2 separate regions of the Homo sapiens genome follow, and region 1 is linked to region 2. Evidence: chromatin loops called from intact Hi-C (ENCODE). Cell type or tissue: A673. All regions are shown on one strand. Links, peaks and the distances in the headings refer to the core of each region. The heading gives the core; the rest is flanking DNA. Region 1 overlaps OPCML (opioid binding protein/cell adhesion molecule like). Region 2 overlaps JAM3 (junctional adhesion molecule 3).

Evidence for each region. Hi-C counts contacts between places; a loop is a spot of excess contacts. Peaks named below come from ENCODE experiments on the same cell type or tissue, not always from the same donor. Only the 100,000 strongest peaks of a DNase experiment are listed, where the experiment ranks them.
Region 1: it touches region 2 in a loop (3-fold over the local background); 2 of 110 quality-filtered maps call a loop at or near these places.

What each region holds. Positions count from the first base shown.
Region 1 is chr11:133,075,231-133,083,559 of GRCh38, forward strand. All of the region lies in intron 1 of OPCML (opioid binding protein/cell adhesion molecule like), which reads right to left. Among named protein-coding and RNA genes, the nearest start is that of OPCML-IT1, 290 kb to the right of the region's middle. RefSeq lists a silencer at 7,583-7,942. In A673, for the core only: CTCF peaks have their summits at 3,521 (motif pointing right), 5,922, 7,698 (motif pointing right), 7,898 and 1 weaker place; DNase peaks (open chromatin) are centred at 3,541 and 7,731; H3K27me3 peaks cover 2,003 bases.
Region 2 is chr11:134,135,071-134,143,399 of GRCh38, forward strand. It overlaps JAM3 (junctional adhesion molecule 3), which reads left to right. Exons shown (of 9, transcript NM_032801.5): 2 at 4,781-4,846; 3 at 5,587-5,700. Among named protein-coding and RNA genes, the nearest start is that of SNORD153, 12 kb to the right of the region's middle. In A673, for the core only: a CTCF peak has its summit at 4,899 (motif pointing left); a DNase peak (open chromatin) is centred at 4,891.

The DNA of each region.
Region 1 (8,329 bases), core at 324-8,323, 1.1 Mb before region 2:
TGGCATTGTCAGGAATGGTTTGGCAACCTGCTATGTGCTCACCAGCCTTTCATTCATTATGAGGCCAAACGGGAGCCATGTTTCTCCAAAGACAAAACCAGGACAGAGCGTGCTGGGTCTCAGAGGCTTCTCCTCAATGAGGCCTTTCCCTGGGACAAGGTGCTGCAGCAGGAGAATCTCTGCATTCTTCTGACAGCTTTCTAGAGAAAGGAGGCCACTTCCCAAGGGCTCTGGGGGATGAGCGGTGGGGACGCTGCCGGGAAGCAGTTCGACACTGACTGATGCTTTGCTGCAGGGGCTCTGCTCTGAAGCCGGACACTGCCAGGTGCACACAGGGACAGTTATACTGGCAGTGATGCCTCTCACGCCTGGCCCCCCAAGAAAAGTCTTGGCCAGGAAAAAGCACGATCCATCTACTCTGGGGAGAGATCTGACAATTTAATCAGGAGGAAGAAATTCTTCCGAGCCAGCCCAGGACACCTGATTCTCCCACTTCCCCCATCTCTGAGGCACTCTTTAACTTGGGGAGCTGCACACAGAGAGCAGGAGACCCAGGCCTAGGGGACCTTGGTCCTGCCAAAGCCTGGGCTCTTGGATTCCTAAGTCGGTGTGGAAACAAGAAGGAATCTGCAGCAATCAAACCTCCACCCAAATTCCAGTCAGCCTGTATTTTTTTCCTTTTTATTCAGTTATTTGAATGATAAACCTAATACCTGTTATTTGGGATGACTTAAAGGATATAAAATATCTAATGTAAAATCCATAGTCTCTCCCTCTCCCATGTACATTGGTATTACTAATTTTTAGAATTTTAGAAAGACGCTGTATGTTCTTCCATAATTTACTCTTGGTTTGTTATTTTTTATATAAACATATATAAAAATCTGTACACTTTTTTGTTTTTTTCATACAATAGGGTGGTGGGATATGTATTATTTTGTACTTCATTTACTTAATATTTTGTAGACACGCTTTCAAGGCAATGCATGCATACCTTTGGAAAACAAATTGGCTACTTCTGTCTAATTCTATATTAACTTTTCTAAATAGTTTGTCCCCCTTCCCTATTCCAAACATTTTTCTAGCTGAATTCCTCAGGTTTTGAGAGGCAGGTGATGTCTGGGATGAATTGTTGGCATTCCTCCACTGTAAGCCTCCATTCTGCACTGGTTCACTCAGACCACCCACTTCCACCTGCAAAGAAAAATGTCCCTGCATATGGGGTTCCATTTAAGATGTGAGGAAAGTAAGGCTTCAAGAGGAGATGTTATACAAGACTGTAGAATTCTAGGCCAGAATTGGCTGTGAACGTCATGCAAACGCAAGCGGCGGTCCAGACTTGATTCTCCCCTTTGGCTGGCTTCCTCCACTGTAACACAGAAAGACTCCTCAGAGCACTGTCACAAGTCTCAAATGAGACACCCCACCCCCCGCATAGAATCATGTGTGAATGCAAGCCATCATCAGCCTCATCATTGTCATCATCATCATCATCATCATGAAGATGCGGAAGCTCAGAGAAGCTAAGTGACTCTCCAGCTGGTCAGCAGGCTGGTGATGGAGCAGCGTGAAACATGCACCTCCTGACCCCACTAGGAATCTTCTGTATTCCAAAAGACTCATCTCAACTGGTTCTTCTCTGCCAAGCAGGTGAAGGCCCAGACAAAAAGATTGCAGTTGATTGATTTCTAGTAGAGCTAGTGTGGGTGACCACTTTGTGATCGGTTAGTGATGGTTGGCGGTGGGGCAGGAGGTAGCACCCAGTCTTATTTTGCTGCCCCCCATCTAGACTACCTACTGCAGGTGGCCGAGGCCTTGTCCTTGAGGGAATTCTGCAACAGAGAGTATCACTCTTTCTGGGTTGCGGTTCTCTAGAGTGATGCTAGGGAAATCAGATGAGGTGGACTTCTGAGCTTTGCTTATGGCTCTGTGAGCTCATTTAGAACTCAACCCTGCCTGGATATCAGGAGGGCTGGGTTTGGCCAAGGGAATCTGGAGAGGTCTGTGCCCCATCAAGCTGAGGAACAAGTACTGAGATTGCCCCGTGACTTGGAGCTCATCACACGGAGTCAGGTTCAAGCTTTCCAGCCCTGCCCTCATTTTCCCCGTGGGCTCGGCGTGATACCTTTCTGAGTAGGAAGTGGAAAGCAATCTGAAATCAAGAGTAAAATAAAGCAAGATCCCTACCTAATGACGCTTGTAAAACTGGATTCTATACAATTTTAAGACTGTAATGTGAAAAGTGAAATTATAAAATCAATAAAGGGAAATGTCAGAGCTTGTCTTTGTGAACTAGAACTCGGTAAGAATTTTTTTAATTACTATAAATAACTTCAAAAGCAAAAAGCACAAGGAAAAATGATGACTGAGGATGACAGAATTAAGAATTTCTATTAAATGAAGGAAGCACAAGAAATATGTTAACAGTCAACTCATTGGGAGAAGACATTTGCAATGCATAAAAACACCAAGGGATGAATACTTTGTTTCTACAAAGAAAATCTTCAAATCAATAAGAAAAAGAAAAGACTCCTATTGGAATATAGGCAAAAGATGCAAACAGACAATTTAAACATACAATGCAAATGCCCATCTACCGGCCACAGAAAAAAAATACTCAGATAAATACAGACTGAAAGAATCAGAATGTGGAATACAAGCACTTCACACATAATTTGCTGGGAAAAACTGGAAAGCTGGATAATGGCAAGAGTTGGAGGGGATACAGAAAATATGAGAAACCTTATGGAAGCCGCGATTCTAGGGAGGAATCTGGTAACTCTTAGACTGAGTAAATTACATTGCTATGACCTAGCAATTTCACTTCTGAGTCCATCTCAGCCCCCAGGTATTATCGGCGTACTGAAGTGGGAATCTGCAAAGATGTCTGCTGCAGTGTTGTGTAGAGAAGGGGACCGGACAGACATACTTGAGGTGCACACCAAGCAGGGGTGTGGACGCACCGAGCACGCCACGGTGGCTGTGCGCAATGAACTCAAGATGCGTGCAGCCGCCCGGACGATCTGATAAACATGGGGCTGAGTGAAAACACGGGAACAAGGAGACACCCAACACAGTATCACCTACATTGCTCCATTAAAACAGCTGAACATCTACACGCTTTCCACACTGGACACACAAACACGGCAACACGACAGACACACTGCATGTGTGCAGGGACTACAGCAGAGACTGAGGATAAAAGAAAATGAGCAATGGAGTGAGCAGGTCCTTGTGTAAACCGGTGACAAAGAAAGGAATATGTTTCAGTCATTAGCCTGTGCCGGAGTGAAAAGGAAATAATAATATAAAAGGCAACACGCTTTTGAAGTTTAGAGACCTGGCTTCTACCCCTGCTCAATGACTCCTGCTGTCTAGGCCCTTGACCCTCATCCCTCCAGTGAGGAGGGCGCAGACAACCCTGGAAATCACCTCTGGTCTAAGGTTCTGGGATGCACCACGGGCAGCTCCCTGAGCGCCACAATGCTCGCTTTTACAGAGCGGCACTGGCTCCGATCAGGCACAAGAGGGCGCTCCGTGCCCGTGTATTTTAAGAATCTTGGCTGTCACTCCAAACTTAAGACGTAAACCCAGAAATCTCTCCACCGCCCCCAACTACCACCTTCATACACTCCTTATGCTATGCTATTCTTTTACTGCTTGAGAAATACAAAGCACCCACCTACTAGGGGTTATAAACGACAGATTTTAGAGACTTCCGAGGCCACGTGAATCTTTTTTACTGGAATCCTTACATTCCCCAGATGTGCCACGTTAGTTCTCCCTCTTGTTGATCCAAGCTCATCCCCACCCCAATATTCCTTCCTCCCACCCAGTTCCTGCCGTGTCTCACCCAGTTTTCCACATACACGCCCGCCTGAATTGATCTCCGGGCCCCTGGCTCTCTCTGGATGAAGACATTTGCCGTTGGCAAGCATGTTTGATATGAAATTGCTTGTACTTTTGATACGCATTTTAAGCTAGTGTAAGTAACGAGAGGCGTATTTCAACTGAACAGAAGGCAAGAATGGATCCATGGAGCACACAGCCTCACAGCAGGGTTATCCCATCTGAATAATCTCCCCTTTCCGGAGGTGCTCAAGGCCAGGCATTGACCATGCAGGAATGTCACAGGGGGACCCACATTTTTGATGGGCAGCTGGAGTAGATGGTGCTTCAGATGATTTATAAGCATTCATTTGATTTTCATATATGTGGATTCAACTTATGATCTCAGATCTGATTTCCTTTCAGATAAATCAAAAATCTCTATATGAAAAGAGGCTAAAAAATGGCTAAAACAAATCTGCCCGAGTACTCTACACTTGTTCTGGGGTGACAAAAAAATGACTGTGACACCCTGCAAAGTGCACAGCCAGGCGTGGCCACCCACTGTAAGAACCTCGGGAGGTTCCCATTTCATCTCTTGCACCAGCTCACCGTGTGACCTCACAAATTCACAATTTCACAATTTGTGAATTGTGAATTCACAAATTCACCACCCCCTCCACTTCCGCCTGCCTGTTGTAAGGTGAGAGGAAGGACCTATATGTTCCCCAAGGTCCTGTCCACCTCCCGCATCCCCCAACCTTCTCCATCCTGCTGCAGGCTCTGCCTTTTGCTCCATAATGATGCCAGAGACATGCTGAGGTGCCCGTCCAAGGGGATGGAAGATAGGCATCACTCTCCCTTTTCACAAAGCAGCTCATTGGGAATGCCTTTTGAACTTCAACCATGTTAGAAAAACAGTTTTACAGAATTAATTCAACATAAGGAGGAGCATTTTAGCAGAAGTGTGTAGAGAGTTGGGAACAGAGCAATGACCAGAGAAGAAAACTCCTTATGGTCTATGAATAGGGTCCCCACTCACCCTACCCATCCACAACAGAGCCAGAACTACTGGCCAATCCACAAGAGCTACAGCAACCCAGCCAGATGCAGATGGCCGGATGTATAGACCTGACCTGGAATCAACCTGCGGGACTGTAGGATGGTAACTCTCAGACTCCAGTGTGTCCCCTCATCACCCATGCGGTCTTGTGAGAATGTGGGTTCAGCTTTGGTAGGTCTGGGATGATGCCTGGAACTTTTGATTTTCAACAAGCTCTCATGACACTACTGCGGCCGGTGTGTGGCCCACACGGTGAGTAGGAAGGCCCTAAGAGGGAAGATGAAGTAGAATGCCAACGATTCCATACTTGCAGCGGCACCGTGAGAAAACATTCCCACTTTGGTAATCAAATGTTTTTTTTTTTTTTTTTTTTCCTAAAATAGGCTTTAGTCTCATCTGTGGAATGTTTTAGGTATAATGCTGCCTGAGACAAGACGGTTAGTTGAGAGGACACCCCCAGGTCTGGGGTGCCATATTCACACATTTCATTAAACAAGTTCCTCCCTGCCCTCAAATCAGCAAAACACCCAAACCCACTGTGCCCGTTTATTTTCACTCATTCTATTGAGGAGCCATTTAGCACCTTGAAGCTGGAGAGAGAATCAGTATAAAAGCTCTTGTCGCTATGAAGGAGCTCAATGGTTTTTATTGCTTCCATCCTTTAAACACCTTGCAGGCATCTGTTTGTTCACCTCTTCATTCATTCATGATTTACTCACCTAGGCCTTCTGCATGCTGAAGCCTGTTCTGGAGGCTGAGATATCGGTGCAGAACACGACTGTTCATGGGTCTCGGAGTCTAGTGGGGACACAGGTGAGTGGAAGAGTGGGGGTGAAGCGTGCATGGTGGGGAAAGGGGCTTACCGCCAGGCCTTATTAGCTTTTGGTGAGAGGACCAGTTTCAACATTATATCCACAAACATAAATTGGAAGTGTTAGAATTGGAAGGACCCGAAGCCGAGATAATCAATGTAGCTATTCCTTGTAGGACACTCCTGCAGCATCCCAGTGTGCTCCTGACTTCAGGGTGACAGGCGCATCTGATGTCCCTGGTGGAGAGGGGAGGTATACCCATCCCTTATATTTACAGGACTTGGTGCTTCCATCTGGAGGGTTAGGGCTCTTTGAACAGTTAATTCTCCGTTTCCTTTGGGATGTCAGCCCCGTTGGTACCACCTAGCAGACATCTCTGAGGATGCGGCATCCTGCTGATCATTTAAGTGAACGCCTCCTCCACTAGATCACAGATTCCGCAACTTAGGAACTGAGGCTGATGATTCTCTGCTTTCCCAATTCGTAACCCAGTGTGTGCTACAAAGCACAAGCTCAACGAATATGTAAGGAATTCGCAAGTGGCTGAGCGAATGAATGAAGCGCTCTTACACAGGACTGTATTTGGTGTTCACAGCTCGTCTTTTGTTTTCCACATCCTGAGCTGGAGTAGATTGACTTCTCTTCTTGAGATGACAGACGGAGGCTTCTATCACATTCTCCCTTTGGATAAGCCCAATAGTGTATTAAATGCACTCCTGCTCTAGGGGGATCCTGCTACTGGACCTAAGCACCTCCTCTTAACCCCAGGGGGAGGCTTTGTGGGGTACATCAATGGTACTCATCACCCAATCCAGAATCTCCTTCTAGAAGGAGAAACTGAGGCCACAGTAAACATCCAGCCCCCGCCGTTCGAATGGCAGGTGAAGCGCTGGCAGCGCCCCTCCCCGCCCCTCTCCGCATACAGCCCCCACCCTTCTCAGCAGCCTTCAGCCGCCAGCGTGTGCTGTGAGGCCCTTTCTCTTCCAGGCATCTGTCCCTTGCATCCCAACGGGAGCGCGGTCCCCTGGGAGGCGTCCCTCAGCAGCCCCGGGAAGTTCTGTCCCTGCTCCCGAGTGTGCCCAGAGTCCTGCCGTTTCCTTCTAGCGCGCGTTCTTTACTGGCGCCATTCCTGCTGCTAAGAGCCCTGAGACGGCCGGGGGTGACCCGGGCCCAGAGCAGCTCCCGGCTCAGGGACCCCTCCCCAGGCCAAGGGCAGGACAAGCCCGGGCCTGGGCCTCCGCCTCGGCTCCCCTCCAGCCTCTAGAGGAGCCCCGCGTCCGCACGACCCGGGGTCCTGGGCCACTCCGGGAGCCCCTGGAAGCCACCAGCTCCCGCGCTGGAGTCTTGGGGCCTTGGGTAGGCGAGCCGGGCTCCACCCGGCTGGGGCAAAGGGAAGGCCGGGTCTGCCCAAGGCAGAGGACCCGCTGCGCCGTCCCCTCCCCACCCTCCCCTCTTCCCCTCCCCCGCACCCCTCCTCTCCTCCCTATCCTCCCCCCTCCCCATCCTTTCTCTTCCCCTCCTCCCCATCCTCCCCATCCTCCCCTCCCCACGCTCCCCTCTTCCCTTCCCCACCTGCCACCCTCCCCTCCTCCCCTCCTCATCCTCTCCTCCCCCTCGCCCATCCCCCTTCCCCTCCTCTCCTCCTCATCCTCTCCTCCCCCTCGCCCATCCCCCTTTCCCCTCTTACTACCCCCGCCCCACCCCGTTCTGCGCCGAGTGGCACAGCCCTCGGCACGGCACGGCCCTGTCAGCTACGAAGCCGGGCGAGGGGCTCAAGGCCCCTCTGGAGACCGCTTCTCCCCCGCGGCCCGTCCCGCCGCTGCGGACCCCATGCGCGGCCTCCCCGCCCCGGCGCCTGGGCCTCCTCGCGGCCCGGGCGGGGCCCACCAACCCGGAGAGGTCGCCAGCCTGCAGGGTGCCGGGGGCCCCTCCGAGCCGACCTCGTCCCAGGCAGACGCGCTGCCCGGAGACCGCCGCAAGGGGGCGCCAGGGGCCGGGGCGGACGTCGCGCCAGTGCCTCGCCGGGACCGCACCTCGTCCGCGCGGCCGCCAGAGGGCGCCCGTCAGCGCCGGAGCCCGCGGCGGACGCCCCAGCCGAGCCCAGCCACTGCCTGGTGGAGCCACAGGGCACCCGCCCGGAAACACCGCCTGCGCCCCGACGGCACCCGTGTGCGCACCACACTCACATCACACACACCACGCACACACACGCACACACACACACGCACACACCCCGCCGAGCGGGCCGCACAGTCACTGGGGCGCCGCTCGCTTTGCTGCCTTTCCCGCGGGTGCACTGAGCGGCGGGAGCGGGAGCCGCGGGCTTTGCCTGAGCCGGGCGCGCGCTGTGGTCTCACTCCCAGACCCGACCCCTCTGAGCTGCCCCTCTCCGAGGCCCCGCGACCGCATGCGTGTGTGCTCCCACTGCCCCAGCCTGAGTCCCGGATACTGGTGCCCCTGTCTCGGGTCGCTGGCTGCGGAGAGGGCTGGCCTGAGGGAGCCAACCCCACCCCACCCCAGCCTGGGAAGGGCCAGAGAGGGGCCAGGCAGGGCCCCGGAAGGCTCGGCCCATGCATCCAGCGTGCCTGCTCCCAGGAATTGCACCTGGATTGTTCCAGCCATTGAG
Region 2 (8,329 bases), core at 254-8,253:
ACCCAGTGTCATGAAGATGTTTCTCTATGCGTTCTTCCAAAATTTTATAGTTTTAGCTCTTAAATTTAATAGTTTTAGCTCTTAAATTTAGGTGTTTTATATGTTTTAAGCTAATTTCTGTATTTGACTTAATATAAGGGTCTAACTTCATCATTGTGCATGTGGATATCCAGTTTTCCCAGCACTGTTGTTGGAAAGGTTGTCCTTTCTCCATTAAATGATGTTGGCATCCTTGTGGAAAATCACTTGACCATATATGCAAGGATTTATTTCTGGGCTTTCTGTTCTATACCTTTGATCTGTATGTCTGTCTTTATGCTGTGGGGGGACCCCACACTGTTTTGATCATCTAGCTTTGTAATAAGTTTTGCAATCAGACGTTGAAATGTAATAAAGATGAATAAATACGGTATTTTTTAATCCTAAAATGTTAGCTCCATGAGAGCACAGATTTTTATCTATCCTTTTTTTTTTTTCTTTTTTTTGAGATGGAGTCTCACTCTGTCGCCCAAGCTGGAGTGCAGTGGCCTGATCTCAGCTCACTGTAACCCCCACCTCCTGGGTTCAAGTGATTCTCCTGTGTCAGCCTACTGAGTAGCTGGGATTACAGGTGTGATGCCCGGCTAATAGATTTTTATCTATCTTATTCATGTATTAGCCCTAATATCTAGACAGGTATCTAGTATATAATAAGAGATAAATAAAAGCTGTTGAATGGCCAGGCGCGGTGGCCCACCCCTGTAATTCTAGCACTTTGGGGGGCCGAGGCGGGTAGAACACCTGAGATCAGGAGTTCGAGACCAGTCTGGCCAACGTGGTGAAACCCCATCTCTACTAAAAATGCAAAAAATTAGCCAGGTGTGGTGGCAGGCACCTGTAATCCCAGCTACTTGGGAGGCTGAGACAGGAGAATTGCTTGAACCTGGGAGGCGGAGGTTACATTGAGCTGAGATCACACCATTGCACTCCAGCCTGGGTGACAAGAGTGAAACTGTCTCAAAAAACAAAACAAAAACTGCTGAATGAATGGAATCTCCCAGAGAGCTTAAGAGTATGATGGACAGGCCAAAATAGGAAATTGAATAGGAATAACAGCATTTGACAAATTAGCAGTTTTCCTTTTTCCGCCTTCCAAAAAACCCTTTCCTCACTCTTAAATAATGTAACTTCAGTATGAGTATTCCTGTAGCACTGGATTCAGTGTGTGCACAATTAAACTTCAGCAGCCACCGCTGCAAGTGGGCTCCCAGAACCCATCTCCTAAGTACTTCTGTCCGAATCTTATCCCCAGGCATTGGGCAGGATTCTGGATGAGTTACTTACGATGTCTTCACGTGTTAGATTTGTGCCTTCCAATCCTCACACTACCATTCTTTTATACAGTTACTACTACATTTTAAAGTGGCACCTTGGTCTGTTGGGGATGGGCAAGAAAGGAGCTCTAGAGTATTAGTAAATTTAAGGATTATTTGGAAATAGAAGAATTGTGAGGAAGGACTCTCAGCTTGGGACCTTATCTGATGTAGTGCCCAGCCATTGCAGATAGTCATTTAAGCTAGAACTTTACATGACTTGTAGTGGCCCTCTGCTCTGGAGTCTTCCTGGGATATACTGCCTTCTAGGATTGGCATAAAAAGCTACCTGTATTTAAATCTCATGTGTAGTTCATGAAAAATAAAATACAAAGCTGCTTGTGAAACTTACCTAGGATAGTTGAACAAGAGAGTGGTCAGGCCAAGGCTTCATTAAGAAGTATAAAAAGGCCGGGCGCAGTGGCTCACGCCTGTAATCCCAGCACTTTGGGAGGCCGAGGCGGACGGATCACAAGGTCAGGAGATCGAGACCATCCTGGCTAACACGGTGAAACCCCATCTCTACTAAAAATACAAAAAATTAGCCAGGCGTGGTGGTGGGCGCCTGTAGTCCCAGCTACTTGGGAGGCTGAGGCAGGAGAATGGTGTGAACCCAAGAGGCGGAGCTTGCAGTGAGCCGAGGTTGCGCCACTGCACTCCAGCCTGGCTGACAGAGCGAGACTCTGTCTCAAAAAAAAAAAAAAAGAAGAAGAAGTATAAAGCATTCATTTCTTTGCCATAATGCAGAGGGATAAAAGAAGTGACGATTGCCATTATTTAGCTTCTTTGAAGTTGTAAGAAACAAATTGGTTTAGTTTACCTTCCAAGTTTATTATAAAGATACATATCTCAGTTGGCCTTCACGAAAATTAAACACCATTTACCTTTTATGTCCTCTAGTTCACCTGTTGTTACCAACTCTAGTATTTCCACCATTTTGACCAATCAGCCTGTATCTCCTTATAATGTACTTCTATTTCTCTAGACTATAAGCTCTCCCATTTTCTTATTTCTCTTGGCTTCATACTTCTTAAGAGAAAAGATGTGATTGGGTTGTCCAGTCATCATCCAGGTGAGCAGTGCTCTCATGACTCACCTCTCAGGTCCTTGATGGTCTTTGGGCCAGAGCTGATCTCTGGTCATAGTCCCTTAGAGCCAGTGGTGGTGCCTCGTCGAAGTCATGGTGCTCATACTGAGAGAAATGTTTATGGCCAATAGTCCCTTAGAGCCAGTGGTGGTGTCTCGTCTAAGTCGTGGTGCTCATACTGAGAGAAATGTTTATGGCCAGTAGTCCCTTAGAGCCAGTGGTGGCGTCTCGTCAAAGTCGTGGTGCTCATACTGAGAGAAATGTTTATGGCCAGTAGTCCCTTAGAGCCAGTGGTGGCGTCTCGTCAAAGTCGTGGTGCTCATACTGAGAGAAATGTTTATGGCCAGTAGTCCCTTAGAGCCAGTGGTGGCGTCTCGTCAAAGTCGTGGTGCTCATACTGAGAGAAATGTTTATGGCCAATAGTCCCTTAGAGCCAGTGGTGGCGTCTCGTCGAAGTCGTGGTGCTCATACTGAGAGAAATGTTTATGGCCAATAGTCCCTTAGAGCTAGTGGTGGCGTCTCGTCAAAGTCGTGGTGCTCATACTGAGAGAAATGTTTATGGCCAATAGTCCCTTAGAGCCAGTGGTGGTGTCTCGTCTAAGTCATGGTGCTCCTACTGAGAGAAATGTTTATGGCCAGTAGTCCCTTAGAGCCAGTGGTGGCGTCTCGTCGAAGTCGTGGTGCTCATACTGAGAGAAATGTTTATGGCCAATAGTCCCTTAGAGCCAGTGGTGGCGTCTCGTCGAAGTCGTGGTGCTCATACTGGAAGAAATGTTTATGGCCAATAGTCCCTTAGAGCCAGTGGTGGCGTCTGGTCGAAGTCGTGGTGCTCATGCTGAGAGAAATGTTTATGGCCACTAGTCCCTTAGAGCCAGTGGTGGTGTCTCGTCGAAGTCGTGGTGCTCATACTGGAAGAAATGTTTATGGCCAATAGTCCCTTAGAGCCAGTGGTGGTGTCTCGTCGAAGTCGTGGTGCTCATGCTGAGAGAAATGTTTGTGGCCACTTTCCTTAGAAGGAGCCCGTGTGGCCTTGGTAGAGACTCGGAGCCTCACATATCATTCTTTACTAGTGCATCACTGGGCGCTTTCATTTTGAAGGAGAAGTAGAAGGGGCTGCACATGCATGGTATGTATTTCTGGCTCCCAGAGGGAGTAGCCATGGTTATCCAAACAAAATAACATTATCTTCACTTGTCCTTTGTTCTATAACTTTTTGTGGAAGTGTTTTAGGAACCAATAGCAATTCAGGTATATTACACTTCTGTTTTCCATCCCTTTTTATTGAATTATTGTTTAGGGCTTTTGCTAGAATTAGTGAAATCTGACTATTTAGAAAGAAAAGATCCATGTAGCTGGGCCATTAAAGAAGATAAAGGAAAAGAATGGGCTGTGTGAGGCTGCCCAATATGCAAGGAGTTAAAGCAGCTTGGAGCAGAGTTGCTCTGTGATTTTCTTTAGCGGTTATCATAAGCCAGGACCCAGAGACCTTCATCAAGGTGTTCTGTATGAAGGCCTTCTTTGGGGATGGCATGTTTTATTAGAGGCATGGCAGCTAAAGAATAATATTTTGTAGGTAGTCCATGTACCTACTTGATCTTCTCTCCAAGATTAGTTGAGAAATTTTGAGACCATGGTAAACAGGTTTCTGATGTTTGCCCAAACCCATAAGGAATCAGATGCTAGTTTTGAAAGGGATTGCCATGCAATTAGTTATCTTGCTTTCATCAATGATATAAACTCAGCTTCGTGAAAATTACCGTGTTATATTATTATTTTTCTCATTTCAACAAAGACCGGTGAAAACTTCTTCGTGGACTGGAACCACCGGGTTGCTCATACAGCGAGGTGGACTCCTAGCTGGTTGATAACCATACCCAGAGAGTGTTGATGCCGTCCCGAAGGGAAGAGTTCCAGCCCAAGAGTCTGGCCCATATCACGTGCCACTGAGGGTGCCTGTGCAGGATTGGAAGCCTGGGGAAGAGGGGAAGATGGAGGGAGAAAGGGCAGAAGGCCCGGGCAGGTCTGGGAGGAGAGGTGTCGAAGGGTCAATAGGAAATGCTTAGACAAAGGCTTTAAAGCTCTGAGGGCTTTGTTCTGGGACTAAAAAGGAGAAGGAATTCTTAGAACTCTTCTCTTTCCCTTGGCTCCTTCCAGTGAAGGTCAGATTTGAGAGAGAAAGCAGTTAACTTGGCTTACCTAAGAGACTTTATTGTGGAATATTTTTCCATCCTCTGTGGTTAGTAACCATAGCCTACGCAGACGGGAAAACCTGACCTCAGTGCAAGGTTTCTCTGCCGTTTGAGATACATTGTCTCTGATTTTACTTTTCTTTCTCCTTCAGGCTGCCTGATAGGGGCTGTAAATCTCAAATCCAGCAATCGAACCCCAGTGGTACAGGAATTTGAAAGTAAGTACAAACGAAATGCCTAGGATAATGGGCACCATCTACTGGACATTTGATGTCTTGCAGCCAACTCAGGACACATCTGTCTCTGTAAGTGTGCCAGGGAGATGTTCCGGGTGGACTGCTCTGCGGTGCACAGGCCTGGAAGCATGGCATCAGCAGGCCGGCAGTGAGCCCTGTGCAGTTTTCCATCAGCTGTCATCGCACTCCTGCCTGGCTTTGTGATCACACAACAAATAAATTTCTTTTTTCTTTTTGAGATGGAGTCTCGCTCCTGTTGCCCAGGCTGGAGTGTAGTGGCGCAATCTTGGCTCACTGCAGCCTCTGCCTCCTGAGTAGCTGGGATTACAGGCACCCGCCACCACACCCAGCTGATTTTTGTACGGGGTTTTGCCATGTTTGGCCTGACTGGTCTCAAACTCCTGACCTCAGGTGATCCACCCTCCTTGGCCTCCCAAAGTGCTAAGATTACAGGTGTGAGCCACCGCGCCTGGCCAAGAAATTTCTTATATACAAGCAGGGTGTTTAAGGGAGGGGTACACTATGTAGTAAAATCCTTGCTAATTATCTTTATTGTTTTTCTGGCAAAAAATCCTTTCTCAAAGTCTCTTGGAGTGTGGAGTTGGCTACGTTTTTAATCTGCATGAAAGGCCTCTTGAATTAGAGCTTGCAGGGTCTGGGTGCAGCTGAACGTAGAAGCACTCCACATTCACCGAGAGCTCTTTTTCTTCTTTGCGTGTTAGGTGTGGAACTGTCTTGCATCATTACGGATTCGCAGACAAGTGACCCCAGGATCGAGTGGAAGAAAATTCAAGATGAACAAACCACATATGTGTTTTTTGACAACAAAATTCAGGGTATGATCCTGTAGTCCTCTTGCCTGCTGACCTTTCCTCTGTCCATAGACCTGGGTATACACTCTTGGCCAGAAACTTACCTCAGACTGGTAACCTGCATCTGTAGCTAGGACCGTTTTTTTTTTTTTAAAGATTTATAATTATGGAAAATTTCAAATATATGCAAAAGTAATGCAAATGGTATATCAAGCCTCCCTGTCCCTGTCCCCCAGCATCAACAAGTGCAGTTCATTAGCTAGGATCTTAATCTGCTCACAGCCCCATTTCTTTGGGGAATCAAAGTGAACATTTTCCTAGGCCATCTTCTCATGATCCTGATGTGAGTGATGTAGGTGAGTGAATGAGAAGGACCATATGTTTCAGCAAGGGCACAGCACAAATGGACTGAGCCACCCACTGTGTTTCTGGCTTGGTGCTGGGGTTGCCGATGGGGAGAAAACACGGTGTACCCTGAAGTGACATCCTCCCGGGTGGGAGGATGGTGGTCAGGGAAGGCTCCCCAAAGTGGCCTCTCTGGGTGCGGTGTGAAGGGTGGCTGGTTAGCAGGCAAGATGGTATGGAGGGAGGTGGTGATCAGGAGAGAATGCTGTGTATGAAGACGCAGAAGCAACAGACGGACTGGCTGATGGGAAAGACTGGAAGTTCCCCACTGTTGCCGGTACATGGACAGGGAGAGAGGGAGGAGAGGGGGGAGAGGGGCTGGAGAGGTTGCCTGGCCAGGCAGACTGCACTGAATGCCAGGCGAGCATGGGCGGTATCTGAGGGCCCGCTGTGAGGCTCTCAGGGGAGGTGCCGTGGCTGCATCTATGTTTCAGAAGACTGAAGTGGCTGCTGTAGAGAAGAGATTGGAGGCGGCACAACTCAGAGCAGAGGCCCAAGTCAGAGGCCTTCTGCAGAGTCCGGGAGAGGGCTGGTGGGGGGCCCCAAGCTGGGGTGCAGGCAGGGAGAGAGACTCGAGGGGAGGCCTGCTGGGGCTTGGCTGTGCCAAGGGGCACAGAGGGAGGCAGGCAGGTGGCTGGAGAGGAGGATGGCATCCTTTTTCTGACAGGAGGGCGGGAGCTGCAGGAGGTACACATGCAGGCTCGTGCATGAGTCGGAGCCTGTGGAGTTCTCAGAGAAGTTGAGAGTTGAGAGGGATTTGTGGAAGCAGCTCCAACACAGTCTTGCTTTGGGTTCTCAGTGTCGCCGGGAGCCTGAGTCTCCTCAAAAGAGTTTTGCTTCCCACTCACGTGAAGTCCCTCCTTTGCCTCTTATTTTTGGAGTGATGGAAATGTTCTTCTCAGAACACAGATCTGTTTTCTTTGGCTACTCAGGCTGACCCTGCTAAACCCTGAGCATGTAGTTAGAGCATCAGAGGAACCAGGTGAGAAACTCTTTAAAGAACTTTCCTTTTCTGGGGATTAAACATTTTGCTCTTAGCCACAGGGATGGGGAGGCCGAGGGAGACGGTTTCCCGCACAGAATGCCGGGGTTCGGGGAGGATGCAGCTGTACTTGGCCTCTTTCCTCGCCTCAGTGCAGGGCTGCACCAGAGGCACCCTGGTGGGGTTTATTTACTCTTTTCTCACATGGTAAAGGTTCGAATCCTCCACTAATGGGTGGGTGTATAACAAAGCTTCCCATTCGAAAATGTTGTTGCCAACGTCTGTGCTCCATCGGAAGCATCTTTTAGTGTGCTGTTTTTAGTGTATTATGGCAAGCCCTTCATGTCCTTGTCAGCAGTTGTCAGGTTTAGCGATGAGTAGTTGCTACTCTTTTGTGTCATGTTTTCCTAACTCCTTCCCCTATTTGTTGTTTTCCAGGTTCTTCCTGCTTCTTTGAAAGTGTTATTATGTCTTATGTTTAAAATGTTTTTTTATGGAGCTGTAATTCGTACCGCATCCTTTTAAAGTGTGCAGTTCAGGGGTTTTTAATATACTCACAGTTGTGCAACCATCACCACTATCAAATTCCAGAACATTTTCATCATCCCACAGAGAAAGCCCGTACCCAGCAGTAGTCAGTCCTCCTCCCGCATCCCTGGCAGCTCTGATTCCACTTTCTGTCTCTGTGGATTTGCCTGTTCTGGACACTGGATAGAAACTGTGGTCTTCCATGGCTGACGTCTTTCACTCAGCATCCTGTTTTCAAGGTTCATCTGTGTTGTAGCCTGTGTCCGTACTTCATTTCTTTTCACGGCTGAATAATGTTCCATTGTAGATATACCACATTATTTTACCCATTCTATTGATGGACATTTGGGTTGTTTCCACTTTTTGGCTATTATCAGTAATGCTGCTATCAGTATTTGTTTACAGGTTTTTGTGTGAACCTAAGTTTTCATTTCTCTGGGATAAATGACCAAGAGTACAACTGCTGAGTCTTACAGTAGTTGCATGTTTAGTTGTTTAAAAAACCGACAGAGTGTTTTTCAAAGCTGCTTTACGATTTTACACTCCTACCAGCAGTGTATTTTCCCACATCCTTACCAACACTTGTTATTGTCTGACTTGTTAAGTTCTAGCCATCTTAGTGGGTTGGAAGCGGCGTCTTGTGGATTTGATTTGCATTTCCTGGTGACTAATGATGTTGAGGGTCTTATTTGTGTATTTTCTTTGGAGAAATGTCTGTTCAAATTTTATGTCCATTTA